2 separate regions of the Mus musculus genome follow, and region 1 is linked to region 2. A link is a loop called in an ENCODE intact Hi-C map of the cell type or tissue named here. Cell type or tissue: left cerebral cortex. All regions are shown on one strand.

Region 1 (8,000 bases), 58 kb before region 2:
TGGAAACTTCAAAATAAGATGGTGAATTAGAAGGAAATTAATGAGAACATGACTCATGCCCACTTTAGGATTTCTTCTGTGAGGAATAAGAGGAAAGCACAATTCTTGCTCGGTCTCTTATCAGTCTCACGGTGATGGGTTCTGACATGTCCTTGATGATGATGGGACTCCAGATATCTGTAATTATCAGGGACAATGGTTTTTCCACAGGCTTCCAACTCACCTGCTTTATCTGATTATCTCATTTTCCTGTTCCTATGACCTGAGGATGATGGGAAAGTAGATCAGCTCCACTGAAGAGCACTTAGTGTCTACCAAGAAAGCACAGTAGCATCTGACACTAATGAGACTTCCCGTGAGGCTACTGTATGCTTGGTATGACAGTAACACATTATTGTCTCTTTGACATAAACTTATGTGAGTGGTTGGACAGAAATTAGTTAACTTCAATATCAGGTTTGGAAACAAAGCGTCACATATTTTGAATAACGAGTCTGTTCTCTTAGCTTATCTAAAGGATACCTAATTACAGGATACTACACTGGATTCCTAATCTCCTGTCATTCTCCTCCTATGACATCATTGCTGTTGAATGCCAGTGTTTGGGAGTGCATGCTTTCTCTAAATTTTAATCACAGCAAAGGACACATGCTTCATTTGTCATGGCTGAGTCCTGGCTTTAGTTAATGAACACAATGTTATTTTTCCTCCCCTATGTTTCATTTCAGAGCTATCACAGTACCAACTTCTACTTTATTGGTTTAGAGTAAATTATTCAGCTCTTCATTACCATAGTATGAATGTTTAATTTTTGCCCTGATATTGTCACAGGGAAAATGTGCCCTCACATCAGTGGGTTCTGCCTCTGAGATGTGATTCCACATGTGACTTGCACAGAGTCCCAGAGAACACACAGTCTTTGCCTGAGGGCCGCTCAGAGCCACACACTTACCTTCTATTCTAAGAGCCAGTGATTAAAGAAGGCAATTGTGAAATTCTGGCACATTTCAGGGAGAAATTTTCTTAAAATAATTTCCAGAGAAATAAGAAGTCATTCAAAAGCTTAGAAGTTGTTTTTTTGTGAGGAGTGAATGCAAGAGAGTTAAGTGTCCTTTAGTTAAGGTAAAAGGATAGAGAAGAAGTCTAGCTCCAGAGCTAATACTGTCTACTCTGCTAGGCCAATGATAATGTGTGTCCAGTTCATTTTTACAATCCCCAGTCTATCCTCCCCTCCCTGAGAATTCATGGATCATCCCAGGACCTCTCCCACTCAACTCTATCCACATTGAACATGTGAAAGCTCTTTATTCTGTGTTCATTTTTCCCAAGTCTTTCTCCACTATATTTCCCTACTGACATTTTCCTGGGTTTCTCATTCACCAGCCTCACTTTTTCTTTGTAGGATATGATCTTCTACCCTCCAAGCCACCCTGGCTGTGACCGTCAAGATGATTTTTTTTTTTTTTTTTTTTTTTTTTTTTGTCTAATCATGTCTGCTTTCTGCTTGAAATCTTTCTGCAAGGCTTGGGATGTAGTTTCATCTGCACAGTGTTTTCCTACTCAGGCTTGAAGACCTAGAATTAATCGAGAGAAAAAGAGAGAGAGAGAGAGAGAGAGAGAGAGAGAGAGAGAGAGAGAACACAAGAACACAAGAACACAAATATCTTCTTTTCTGAAGGTTGGGCCGTACCTCTCCAGTATGTTCATGAATGGGTCCATGATGCCAATGGAGAAAGAGATAAGATTCACGTCTTGCTTGAGTCAGCCCATCCTAACAAAGTTTCTGTGTTCTATGATTTGAGCATAATAAACCCTGTCAAGAATTTTCCATCCCAACAACTTTTGTAATAATATTTTAATCTCAATCAGCTGTTTCTACCCTACCTGTGATCATTCACTTCCCAGATAAAAGACACAGAACTTTTAGATTTATAATACGCCTTAATCAGCACTAGAGCCAGGCAGATATCTACACTCTACACTATTATGTCAACGGTCCCATCAGTAGCCCCATGTTATAGTGTGCCACATCCCATCTGTGCTGCTTTTAACTCCAACTGGCCCCTCATTGTCAACTTTTCATGACTTTCCTGCCCTATAGCATGTTCTCCTCTCTCGACCTTCTCTCTCCCCCCGTGGTTCTGCATCAGACTGCCAGGCTGGGAACCAAAACTCCGCCTATCTCTCTTCTGCCCAGATATAGGTTACAGGCATCTTTATTCAACAAATCAGGGGTAACTTGTGGAGCAAGGTTATGTAGCATTATCTGGGTCCCATCTCTGGTGGCAATCAGTACTTAGCATTAAAATACTTGGCAAATTGCCAATCCTCAACAACTCTCATGTTTTAAAACATAAAAAACTACAACTTTTAGTATCATTTGCTGTTATTCAAGACTAAACTGATACCTAGGAGGTGGTTCAAATCTATGCTGGGGCTTTGAAGTCTTTGGGAAATGCTACCTCATATTCTCAGGTATAGTTAGCTGTGCTGTTTCTTAAGCTCTCTGGAGTTATTCATCTGATGGAGCCTGAGGAAGCAGTCATTCATTGAGACCACATGCTAGGCAGGGTTATATTATTTTCCTAGATGCTGGATGTTAAAGACTTATTTTACAAATAATGGATGTGAAACGTGGCCATAGCATGCACCTTGTCCAGGGAAAGTATAGGAGAGACACACAGGACATAGATAATAACAGTTATGAGCAAGTTTGATGTTTATTTTGTAGATAAATTCTTTTTCTCTTTCCAAGCTCTGCACAAGGAGTAGGAATTGTTCTTCTGAAGAAAACTAATATAAACTCTATGAACAGATTAAATGAGATAATCCTTTGGAGAATCCTCAGCCCGATGCTCAGAATATCATTTTTATCCGCATCCTTTATTCATCTTTGTGCCCATCACAGTGTGAAGCACCTACACTTCTAATAAGGAGCCAATACAAACAGGTTCCACTTGCTGGATTAACAAGTCAACCAAAGATGATTTTAATGTTATTTTCCTCTAGCAATAAATATACAACCATACATTACATGCACATGGAAAGCCTGGTTAATAATCTGTCTCATTAAACTGAATCTGAGACTTCTGTTAGCCAGGGAAGGTAAAATGTCTCATGTTTCCTAAGCTTGTTCTATGCGGGGATGATCTGCTTTGTGTTATAAAGGCATTGTGATATTTGGCCAGTTTATGAGATGGATATTGTTACTATTCCACAAAAAGAAAACTCAATAGCATGCTCACAGCTACTAGACCAGTACGTGGGAAGAGCTAGAATTGGTAGCCAGTGTGATCTGACTGCCAGCTCCTTAAGACCTTCTGCTGAACTGAATGGCTCAGCAGTATTCCTGTCTGCATACAAGCACTTTCAATTTTAAACATGCTCCAGGTCATTGGGTGCCTACTATGTGTTGGACAGTTGTTTTATTTTACAATAAAGTCTACTTTACTGGATGCTTTTACATATAAGAAAACCCCAGAGGAGTGCAGTACCACATCCTAAGGGGTTAGGGATAAGATTTAAAACCAATTCTGACACAAGGGCCTCCTGGTTTTTGTTGCTGTGTGCTGACTGAGTTTGGGTAGGACCATGGAGCCTGAGAATCAACATATACACCAGAGCTTTAATCATCCTTATAATAGAATGGCAAGCCATGTAAAGCACTACCGTTGTCTTTAGCAAAAGCCAGCTTTCATTTCATGTGGAAAATCCTTCAGAGCCACTAAAGGAAGAGCAGAGCCTGCTCAAAGCCACTTCATTTATCTCCTGTCTCCATGGTTCCTGTCTGATGCAGAGGTTTGTGGCTGCCTGGCCCACCTCAGGGTTTGCTGCCCACTGAGCATGCCTGTTTCACTACAGTAGGCAAATGGACTTTGCAGAAGGACATGCACCAATGCTCTGACCCTCTATTGCTATGCAATACATCCCTGATCTGGCAAATAGACCTGCATTCCAACTACAATTTATAGACTCCAGTCCTGCTGGGTTGAAACAGAAAATAAATAGACCCTTAGGAAGTTTTTTCTTGGGTACTTGATTACTGAATGTAGATGTTTATGGTCCTGTCTAAGTGCATGAGTCCATGCAATGCCTCCAAGGAAAGTGATGGAGCTATGTCAAGGATGAGAGTGAAGGGAGAGAGTGAATGAGAGCTCCTGCTTTGTAGCTGCTCCCTCTAAGTTGCAACATTCCTCCCTGGAGGAAGCTCCTTCAGACTCAGAGTAAGGCATCCTTGCAAGACTCAAGAAGTAAGCAAAGCTCACAGATGTTGAGACGTTCCAGAATCTTGAAGATGTAAGGTTGGATAAACAGTAACAATAGCCTGGGAGAGAACAGCGTGCTTAGTCTACAAGCTATGGAAGGAGTTCCAGGGGTGCAGCAATTGTTAACCATTACTCATATTTAGGTGTGTTTGTGGGTGATCCAGCTGCTTTTGAGGAACACGTGTTCCTGCCAGTAACCCTAATAAACGCACTGGTTCACTAAGCTAGATTGGGGTGCAATCATTTTTTTTTCAATGGATTTCTTGTACCCAAGCTGGAGTGAATAGATGTTTACTCACTTCTCCCCAGGAAAAGTCATTTAATATTTGGATTCACAAGACACAAGAACTAGTAGTAGCCCAATTTCATGCACTCAGTTCTGAGGCCAACTGGACTATAAAGAAGGCCTCAGGGTTTAATGTAATCTAGAGAACAGATAAGATTTGGAATTTTCTTGGTTGCTCCAGGAGGAGGATGCAACCTTACAGGATTCCTTTGGTTCTCAGTTCCATGGCTCAGCATCCGGGGATGAGTATCTAGTTCCTACCCCAGGCTCCCCGCTGAGAACACAGCCACTCTGAGTGCAGATGTGCCCTGAGTATGAGTTAGCATCGGCTTTGGAACAGGTGATTAAACAAAATGAAAGCATTCCAAGCTAGACTGAGCATTTACCCAAGAGTGGACAGCTCACTCTTCCACAGGTATCACTTCTGCCTCACAAACTCCCCACTGATGAATCTCACGTCAAATAACTGACCTGGATATTCTTCAATTGAGTTTGATTTGCTATATATGTTTTGGTATTCTTAAAAATTACCATCATCTATCTATCTATCTATCTATCTATCTGTCTGTCTGTCTGTCTGTCTGTCTGTCTGTCTGTCTGTCTGTCTATCTGTCTGTCTGTCTATCCATCTATTTTTTTGTATGTACACACATATACATGTGCTATGATGTATTTATAGATCAGAATTCAAGTGCGGGTGTGGTTCTCTTCTACCATGCGAATTCCGGAGATCAAACTCAGGTTGTCTGGCCTGGCCACAAATGCTTTTTCCCTCTGAGCCATCTCCCCAGCCCTGGACATTCTTGTATTGTGTTTCTGTTCATATGGATCCTACACCCTTGATATTCTGTCTTCTCTCACGCACTGCCTTTTTCTATCCATTGGGGACTAAGTATGTCTTGAAGTTGCAGCCATAAAAATACCTTCTATATAGTTAATTTGAGACACAGTGTCGGGGTGGGATCATGTTTCTCTGATCCTTGATCATGCACATGTATGCTCACTTTCAGGCTTATATGGCAGCATTATGAAATGTTTTCTTGACTCTAGACTACCTGGATTTATATCTTGACTCCACCAATGATGTCCTGGGATACTTAATCTCTTTCTTTTTATATGAAGATATAATAGAAACCACCTACTTATCAGTGGTTTGGCATAGGGAATGGGTGTGTGTTCACTGTTAGATCTAGAGTCTGTGACCACTTTTAAACAGCATGGCCCAATTTCTTCATCCTCAAACTTCAGTAATCCTCTAAGATGTGGTATTCTCTGGAAGCTGGCATGGTGCTTCCAGTTTTCTAGCCAGGGTACAAAGCACACGAGGGACCTTTCTTCTCTATGTATCTGTCTCAGTGTTGTTCATGGGGACGGATCCCTTAAATTCAGCCTAGCTGTTCTTCCTACCATCCCAGTGCAGTGGATGACTAGGCTTCAGTCAGAGTTTATTTTCCAGCAGTTCTAAACTTCATTGTGACTGACAGACAGAATTGAACGATCTCAAAAAACTCATCACTGAGAGCCAACATTGTGCTAAGGGAATGAGCTCCCTGAGAGGATAATAAGTGGACTGTCATAAATAACACAGAAAGTCAGACTACCCTACCACAAACGTTAGAGTCTGTCAACCTTCTCCCTTCTTGCATCTCAGCGGGAATCCAGAAAGATGGCAACTACAAGGTAGGGTGACTGGTGTCTCCTGTCTTTTTGGAGCTGCTGTGATATATTTGTTTATTCAATAGCAAAGTCAGTGTATGGTGAACATTCATCACCCTGCCACTTAGAAATGCACAAAGGATGAGAGACACAACAAACAAATATATACACAAATAAATATGTGTAACTAAGAGCATGTGAGCAGTGTGAAGAGGAGAGAGAGAGAGAGAGAGAGAGAGAGAGACAGAGACAGAGACAGAGAGAGACAGAGACAGAGAGAGACAGAGAGAGAGAGAATATGAATGGATGATGGAAGGGTGCCTGAGTTATAATCTATGGTGGCAAATAATCCTGAAAACAAATTGTAATTTCATGCTACATATGTATTGTGTTATGTTCTCCAAAAACACTCATTTGTTGAAAATTCTAAACTACAGTATATTGGAATATGCCTGTTTATATAGATTATATTTTAAAGAAGTGATTAAATGAAAATAAAATCTGTATGGTAGCCCTGAAACTATTATACATGCTGTCTTTATGAGAAAACCACAGAGAGAACACCCCTATGCCTCCACAGTGATAGGGCAACAGGAATACATAGCAAGAAGCAGGTGTTTGCAAGCCGAGGAAGGAAGACAAAACCCAGGCTTCTTGATCTTTTAACCTCTCCCCTAGGAAAGACTCACCACGGTCCCCGGATATACAGACTTTTCTTTTTTCTCCTCTTCTTCTTCTTCTTCTTCTTCTTCTTCTTCTTCTTCTTCTTCTTCTTCTTCTTCTTCTTCTTCTTCTTCTTCTTCTTCTTCTTCTTCTTCTTCTTCTTCTTCTTCTTTTTGAGACAGGGTTTCTCTGTGTAGCCCTGGCTATCCTGGAACTCACTTTGTAGACCAGCCTGGCCTCGAACTCAGAAATCCACCTGCCTCTGCCTCCCAAGTGCTGGGATTAAAGGCGTGCACCACCACACCCAGCATATAGACATTTTTTTATAGGTTATACTTTAGTGATAAAAAAACATTTCAAGTAGTACTAGTGTTAATTATAAAAATGATAAACATACATTGTTATATACCAGGAAATACATTTATATGATTCAGTTGTTTTTTTTTTTTTAATTTTCTCTTCAGAAGTTATAAGAGAACCACTAACCTCTATTTGTCCTGGATTATATTTGGAAAGGAAATTCATGTGCAAATAGCCTTGGAGGAAAGATAGCATCTCCCTGTGAAGCAAAGGGCAGGCATATTTGCTGTCACTCATGAAAGATGTGGCCTCCCTAAGCTTAAGGCTTCTCTCTTATAACACAAGCCACTACAAGTGGCTCATCCGTGTCACTCCCATGAATCTTTGGAGCAAGGGGAATCCTTACACACAGACTCCTTGCTGTGAAGGGAGTAATAATGCTGTAGTCTGAGCCAGGAACCTTGTGTCTTATGTCACTATCCACACTGTAGTAAGCAGACTTGTTAGCTACCAAGTATGATTAAAAAAAAAGTTAACAACACATTAATTTCCATGCTGGCTATGTAATGTTTTTCGCCATAATTTTGTCATAATTCCATCATGGCCATGAAGGGGATCATCTATTGGGAGCCTCCACGGGTCCCACTCCTGGCATGCCAGTTCTTCCTGGGTAATGAGAAAAGTCCTGAGCAAGAATCCATGCCAGTGATGCGCATGCTCCATCCAGCAGCCCTTCCACATCGTTTCCTGAATGCACATTGCTTTTTTCTGTAAAGCCCAAGGAAATGTCTAACAAGGCACCATGCAGCCATTCTGCCTGCTGATGCCAG
Region 2 (8,000 bases):
TCCTAGGCTTCTACTTCCTCAGCTGTGAATGTGGCTAATACTCTTTACTTTATATCCTATCACATGTACATTTACACTGACTATATCACACAGAGCAGAGGTCTTAGCGTGAAGTATGTTAATCCTTCTGGCTCCCTTTCCTGGTTTTCAGGTCACTTTGGGAAGTATGTTACAGAATCCTCAGTACATTACACATCTGATTTATTTTTCTCTACCTTCACCATAAGTTTCACTACAAACACACAAGCAACAATGATGAAGCCTGAGACGAACCAAGCTGCAGCTTCTTTTCCTGCTGCTGAGCTGCTGAAAGTGGTTGCTGGACCCCCAGGGCTCAGATGTTTTGTCTGTCACTTGACCTTGTCTCATTCCTCCACATTCTCTCTATTACATAATACATCTAATGCTAACGTTTGAAGCTACCTGGTTGATCTTATAATTTCAAGGTCCATGATAGGTACTGGTCGAGGGGAAAGATCTTGGCTCAATCTTACTTCAGTCTCTTTTTATGATTTTGTACTATCAACTAAATTTCTCAGAGGCCCAGACTAATCTGTATAATATACAGATACTAACAAAATGAGTGCAAGACCCAGCGTTTGATTAAATTAATGGGTTGGATACTCAACATAAGACATTAAAACTGAGTTCTGCAGCAAGTTTCTTAGTAAACATCTTTAACAACAACAACAATAATTTTATATTGACCTCTCCAGTTTTGTTCCTACACTGAAATATTTAAAGCAAGACACTGGCATTTTGATTGCTTGCCACTAGGTCTAAAACATGTATGGAGCTGTATCAGAAGAAAAAAAGAATTCTGAGTGCCATCTTTTAAGTTAGCTGTGTCACCTGCAAATAAGCAACAAGTAAGATTAAGGGCAGAAGTTGTTTCTTAATTGCTTTGACTTTGACTTTTTTCCTCCCATACTTTTATTTCTTTGGTCAGTAAGAGGGTAGAAAAGGGAGTGAGTAAAGAAAACTGAATATACTGATAAAAAGAGAAATGGAGATTTTTATACATTCATTCGCTCGCTTGATTGATGTATTCATTTTGAATTATGTGGCATACATTTTCTGAGACACTAATGAAACTGGTAAATAAAAGTCATAAACATGATTTTATTCAGCTTCTGGTCTAACAGATACCACACAGGTAAATGATTCATCTATAGATATTAGAATATGAAAAACATAGGGATTTCTGTTTGATCATAATGAACATGTTTATTTGGATATAAAGTTATATTAAGTGATCAGGAAGGCTACTTTTTGGGATTCATGCTTTTCAATTTGTAGGTGGAATTAGAAAGATGGGTCATTTAGCTCAAAGAATTTATGCCAGAAAGAAATCATTGAATACACTTTTTTCTGCAATAAAAAACAAAGAAACAACAACAACAACAAAACTCTTTGTTCAAGAGGTTTGCTGAGTCATAACACAAGTGCCCCAGCTAGTGAGCTGCAACTTCCAGTGAAGTGAGAGGGGCAAGACTGTCTGAAATCTCTCAGACTACCAGGCAGTGAAGAAAAGAAAACAGCCTTAGCTCCATAGACAAGTTTGCCAATACTGGTATTCAACAGGCACACAAGGTGCCAAAGATGGAGGAGGAAACTAGAGTGAGAACTGAGTTGTGAGTTGGCTTGAGGGCATGTCCAGAGTTTGTGCATGCTACAGCATCATACAGAATGCTCTCAAACAGGGCTGACAGCAAGCAGTCTATAGCATGATGCACTGGGAAGGATGCCAACCAGGCAATCATGAGACCTAGAGTCTCTTTACAGCTCCAGGCCCTCCACAATGGGGTGTCCAGGAGGTATGACTTCACCTCTTCATTTCCTTAACTGGCAAGTGGAGACAGCAATTCCTACACTTGATCTTAGCCAAAAGGCCGAGAAGTGATGAGATGGCAATTCCTAAATTCAAGAATGGTTGTGTGGTTAGCATCACAAAGGTCTACCAGGATAGCCAGCTCAGAATAGGTACCAGATCAAAATCAGTGCTCTCAATCTTTTATTCTGTTTGCATGGAAAAAAAAATCTAACAGTGTGCCTAATAGCAAGAGTTCTATCAACACTAATGTTGCAGAAAATGCAGGTTTAATGATCATCTATCTACATACTGAGCCTAATTGCTTTTGAATATGCAGCCATTTTACCTGGAGCTTAATGAAGGATTATAGGTGATGTTCTAACAAACTGCAGGCTCAGACTTAGCAGCCAGGTAGAACCCTGCCAAAGGCTGATATTCAGGAACCGGCGACTCAGTCTGTGAGATTTCCCAAGGACAAAAGAGCACTTCCCTGATTTCTGCCATTCCAGCGCAAAGATAAAACATTTCTTGCAGTGTAGAGTGAATTTCTCCCCTCGGCAGCATCAGTCATTCTCAAAGCAAGCTTCTATGAGTAAAACCGTATGTGCCTACCATCTTCAGCATGGACACCAGGGCTTAATAAACTGAAGGCTGTCTTGTGTTTCACTGAACATGGGGAATGGCGCACTTTGTAAGCCACACATTCACATCCATGATTTGGGTCAATGCCTTTTTCTACTGAAGGTTTCCAGTGAGGTTGTCCAGCATGGGCACCGCATTCCAATCGAAAGCATCAGCTTCCCCTTTCCTCCCCAGGGCTGTTGTCCGGCAATTGGTAGATGGTATTCAATCTCTTTCAGTTTTGTCTTCCCCAGGCAGGATTTGCTTTCTTTCCCTATTATTCAAGGTGTTTCTGCTAAGTAGGATATAGCAGAGGTTATATCCTAAGAGTTTATCACAAATGGACAGTATCCATGCTAGATTCCAAGCAGAAACCTATAAAGGAAACTGTCACCTTCTCGACATGAACTCTGAACTTTTGCCAATGCAACACAAGATCAACTTACTCATTAGTGTTTCCTCTTGACGTAGTGAGAATGAAATGTTAAATAAAGTTTTTGCATAGTGCTGAGCCATGTCTAGTGTGTGTGTGTGTGTGTGTGTGTGTGTGTGTGTGTGTGTGTGATACATGACCCTGCCAGATATGTGTGATGCCCAAGCTTTGGGTTAGTCAGGAGAGGATCTGAATAGAGCTGTTAAGGTTCTTGGACTAGTAAAGGCAACTAGTATACAGAGAATAGCAGTCTATGGTAAATGTGTGACGAGATTACCTGAGAACACTGAACCCAAACTTGGTAAATCTGATAGGGATTCTCAGACAAAGTAATATGTATGAACATTCAGATCAGATGGGTAGAGGAGCCAGAGTGGAGAGAACTAGCATTTCCTAACAGAAAAGTGAGTGAGTATGTTAGCATCTGGTACATCTATGGACAGCTAGAAGTGTCTTTACAGCCAGCGCCTGGACCCAGTAGTGACAATACATGTCATCTCTAGGTGACAGCTCCACTCTTGAGTTCATGGCCATGGCACTCACCACACGTCCCTTTGCACATGTGCCACATGCTTCATGGCCTGGATAAAAGACTTGTCCCTGGCAAATGTATGACGAGATCTCTCTTCTTCCCTGTCATCCCCTCGCAGAAGCCACCTCTGACAATAAAATCTCCCACATAAGACCTGTGGCTTGGTATGATCCGTCTGGGATCATGCCTAGTCTAACAGAGTGTGTGTAAGGTGAGCATCCAGAAGGAAAGAAGATCTCAGAAGTCATATGGTAGCACCTCACCTAGGATCCATCAGAAGAGAAATTCACCGAGGCCCACAGTGGAACGGGGTGCCATGGCTTCAATCTCTTCATGGGATAGCGGCAGGACTCTGACAGAGAGGGCATTTGCAAAAGTACAATCAACCTTCTTGGCAATGCAGTGTGGTAGGAGCATTGAATATGTGAGGATGTGAAGAGGCCAGGGCAGGAACCAAAGAAATAATTTCTAGGTAGTTAGGAAGCTTGTACTATTGCTCTGATCTCAGTGTTCAGGAAAGTTATACTTGTTCTTGCTCCTTTGGGGAAAGACTGTTAAGGTAATACAGACAACTTAAAAAATTAATGTTTCGACAAGACACTCAACGCACCCCCATGTACAAGTAACATAACCCACTATCCCCTTAGAATGTATTGGTATAGAGGTAGGGCTATGTATTGATAAGAGAGAATTATTAGGCCTGTATATGACATGTAAAAGGATGGCTGTTGTTCAATCCCTGAGATCTAGATCAAGCTCTAAAATCCCTTTAAAACTTTGTTTTCTCATCTGGACACAGTTGTGAACTTCAATGAAAAAAATTAAAAATATATGTGAGAAAAGTGTAAGCTCTTCTAGTGGTTTGGAACTCACTCAGATCTATGCAAACCACACGTGTACGAGGCAGAAAGGTTATCTTTCCTTTCTCTTCTCAAGGTTTCAGTCCCTATAGCAACATGGAGCTTAAGGAGTGAGCTCAAACCAGAAGTTGCATGGATGACTTATTCAAGTCTGCACGAACCAAAGTGTATCTGCCTGTCTCTTTGTCTCTGTTTCTTTCTGTGTGGGAGAGTGTGTGTAGCAAAGCAGGCATTCAGAAGGCAGTTCTCCAATGAATAATGACAAGATGGACTACTAAAAATGAATTAAGGTCACAGAGCCATCAAACTGGGCTGTCAGAAACTGTGATCAAAGCCTAGGAAATCACACTTTCAAAGTGTGAGAACCTGCAGTTCAGAGACATGAAATGCTTATAATGGGGCCATACAGATGGGAAGCAGAATGGGGACTAGAACTCAGTTCTTCTGATTCCCATGCACATCCCTGTGCATGCATGTGTGTGTGTGTGTGTGTGTGTGTGTGTGTGTGTGTGTGTGTGTATGTAGTGCATTCTACCTATGATTAGGAGTGATACTCATCTAAGTCTTCCTGACTCCACTCACTAAGTTGTCTATAATCTAAAGATAGACAGATAGCTTGTAAGAAAGTCTTTGAAAGGTAGAATCACTTTTATTATTATATGTCTTCTGATTTGCATATGAAACAGTCTTATTGAATATTCATTGCCTTCTGCCACCTGGAGGCACTTTTGCAGTCCCCATCTGTGTCCCTTCCTTCAACACAGTCACTGTTATTATAGAGACTGCAGGAAGAGAACTCTGAGCAAAGTCTTGGGAAAGCCTTCGTTTAAGGGGAAGATTCTACATCAGGTGTCAAAGAACAGCACTGAAGCCTAACCAACGCAGATTGCTGTAAAATATTAAAATTGGGAGCAGGGACATTGGAGAAGGAACAGCATTCTATTTTCTTTGCTTCCTCACAGAATGGAAGATGATATAGGTTGGTAATTATTGGTATGAATTCTGAGTAAGATAAAAGATCTCATTTCAAGCCATTCTACTGGAGTACTCCAAAAGGGGACTAGGGATAAACAGAACTCCTTAAAATGTAAGTTTTCACCAAGGTTTGCTCATTGGAAATTTTTAAGGGATTCGAAAACAAGATAGATGTCTGACTTCCATGATGCAATTGATTAGGAGTAAGTCTTGTGAGCTAGGAGTTTTTAAAGCTCTGGTTTCGAATGGTAGTTCAGTTGGTTCAATGCCTGGTGCACAAGCATGTATACCTGAATTCTAAGAACTCACAGTTTTTTAAATAGGAAGAAGAAAAGGAAGGAAAGGAAAAGAAAAGGGGAAAGGAAAAGGAAAAAGGAAAGGGAAATCAAAGGGAAAGAAAAGCATAGCTTAAGTGTAAACCTGTGCTAGAAATCTCAGTGCTGCGGAGGAAGAGACGAGAGGAGGATCCTTGCAGGTTGCTGCTTTGCCAGCCTGGGCAACTTGGCAAGTAAGAGACCCGTCTTAATGAACAACGTCAGAGGTGGAACTCTAGCTTTACATGTCTATGCACACATACTCACATCACAAATGCCCACACCCATATACATGCACTTTGTCTACCGCACACACAGCTCTCCATGAGACTCTTTATTTTTTTTCCATTTTTTATTAGGTATTTAGCTCATTTACATTTCCAATGCTATACCAAAAGTCCCCCATACCCACCCACCCCCACTCCCCTGCCCACCCACTCCCCCGTTTTGGCCCTGGCGTTCCCCTGTACTGGGGCATATAAAGTTTGCAAGTCCAATGGGCCTCTCTTTCCAGTGATGGCCGACTAGGCCATCTTTTGATATATATGCAGCTAGAGTCAAGAGCTCCGGGGTACTGGTTAGTTCATAATGTTGTTCCACCTATAGGGTTGCAGATCCCTTTAGCTCCTTGGCTACTTTCTCTAGCTCCTCCATTGGGAGCCCTGTGATCCATCCATTAGCTGACTGTGAGCATCCACTTCTGTGTTTGCTAGGCCCCGGTATAGTCTCACAAGAGACAGCTACATCTGTGTTCCTTTCAATAAAATCTTGCTAGTGTATGCAATGGTGTCAGCGTTTGGATGCTGATTATGGGGTGGATCCCTGGATATGGCAGTCTCTACATGGTCCATCCTTTCATCTCAGCTCCAAACTTTGTCTCTGTAACTCCTTCCATGGGTGTTTTGTTCCCAAATCTAAGGAGGGGCATAGTGTCCACACTCCTCCATTGTTGGAGGGATTGCAGGCTTGTACAACCACTCTGGAAATCAGTCTGGCGGTTCCTCAGAAAATTGGACATAGTACTACCGGAGGATCCAGCAATACCTCTCCTGGGCATATATCCAGAAAATGCCCCAACCAGTAAGAAGGACACATGCTCCACTATGTTCATAGCAGCCTTATTTATAATAGCCAGAAGCTGGAAAGAACCCAGATGCCCCTCAACAGAGGAATGGATACAGAAAATGTGGTACATCTACACAATGGAGTACTACTCAGCTATTAAAAAGAATGAATTTATGAAATTCCTAGCCAAATGGATGGACTTGGAGGGCATCATCCTGAGTGAGGTAACCCAATCACAAAGGAACTCACACAATATGTACTCACTGTTAAGTGGATATTAGCCCCAAACCTAGGATACCCAAGATATAAGATACAATTTGCTAAACACATGAAACTCCATGAGACTCTAATATGTTGTTAATGTTAAGAACTCTCGGTCTAGACAAGGGGTTAATTAGCATCTTGTAAAGAGTTAGAAATGAAAGCAACTAGGTTTTGATGGTCACCTTTGTATATCTTAATAATTCAGCTTTGCTGCTGTAGAACAGAACAGCCACAGGTAGTGTGTAAACGAAGCACTCCCTGTGTTCTGAAAAACAGGAGGTAGTGAGCCATGTATGTGCCCTAGGGGGCCATAGCTTGCTCCTGTATTTTTTTTTTTTTTTTTTTTTTTACATTAAAGCCATCAGTTGTGAGCTGGAACAGTGTATGTATACTTAGAGCAAAGCAATGCTTTTGTGTGTGGGAGGAGTATTGAATTGACTGAAACAGTTAAAACTCAATTCTCCTAATCAAAATTTCTAGAAACAAGCATAAAGTGAGTTCATTTTTCCCTTTGGTAATTAATATTTTTCTTAAAAACCCTCTGTTCCTAATATTCAGATTTTTAAGCATCAGAGTTTCTAGCTATTCAAATTCTTTCTGTTCAGCTCCGTAAATATCCACCCACTTTTATAGGTAATATCTTGAGAGGATTTTATACAAAAGATTCATGGTCCACATCACATTTCTGGTCATGTATTTGGAGTAAATACTGAGGCGTGCATGCTCATAATCTGGTGCCATCATTTTTCACACTGTTACCTTTGACAAAAAGTAATGCAGTCGGCGTTTTTGTATTCCTCATTGGAAAGGAAAGTGCTTTGCATTTAAAAGCACAATTTGACTTTTTCTATTTGGTTTAGTGATTTGGTGCCTGCCAGGGCTGAGCCAGTCAGTGTCTTCCTTTCTACAATGGTAATACTGTGAATCTTTCAGACTTCCCTGGTGAGTTTGATTCTAGAATCCAAGCACCAACCAGGCCTGACTAAGGCCAAAAGGACCAGGGCTTGTGGCCCAATGAAGTTAGGCATGACAGAAGAGCTGGGCATTTCTGTATGGGCAGCCCTGGGGCTTAGACTGTAGGGTGAAGTTTCTGTCCCTATATCTCCTTTGCTACTATCACTGG

The links. Peaks named below come from ENCODE experiments on the same cell type or tissue, not always from the same donor. Only the 100,000 strongest peaks of a DNase experiment are listed, where the experiment ranks them.
Region 1: a loop joins it to region 2, with 2.3 times the contacts of the local background. A loop is called at or near these places in 2 of 42 quality-filtered maps.

Annotation. Positions count from the first base shown.
Region 1 is chr7:95,780,623-95,788,622 of GRCm38, reverse strand. It overlaps Gm39049 (a long non-coding RNA gene), which reads right to left. Exons shown (of 3, transcript XR_869800.1): 3 at 7,452-8,000. Among named protein-coding and RNA genes, the nearest start is that of Gm39049, 9.2 kb to the right of the region's middle. In left cerebral cortex, no CTCF peak of the experiment used is centred here; no DNase peak of the experiment used is centred here.
Region 2 is chr7:95,722,917-95,730,916 of GRCm38, reverse strand. No RefSeq gene overlaps it. Among named protein-coding and RNA genes, the nearest start is that of Gm39049, 49 kb to the left of the region's middle. In left cerebral cortex, no CTCF peak of the experiment used is centred here; DNase peaks (open chromatin) are centred at 4,594 and 4,991.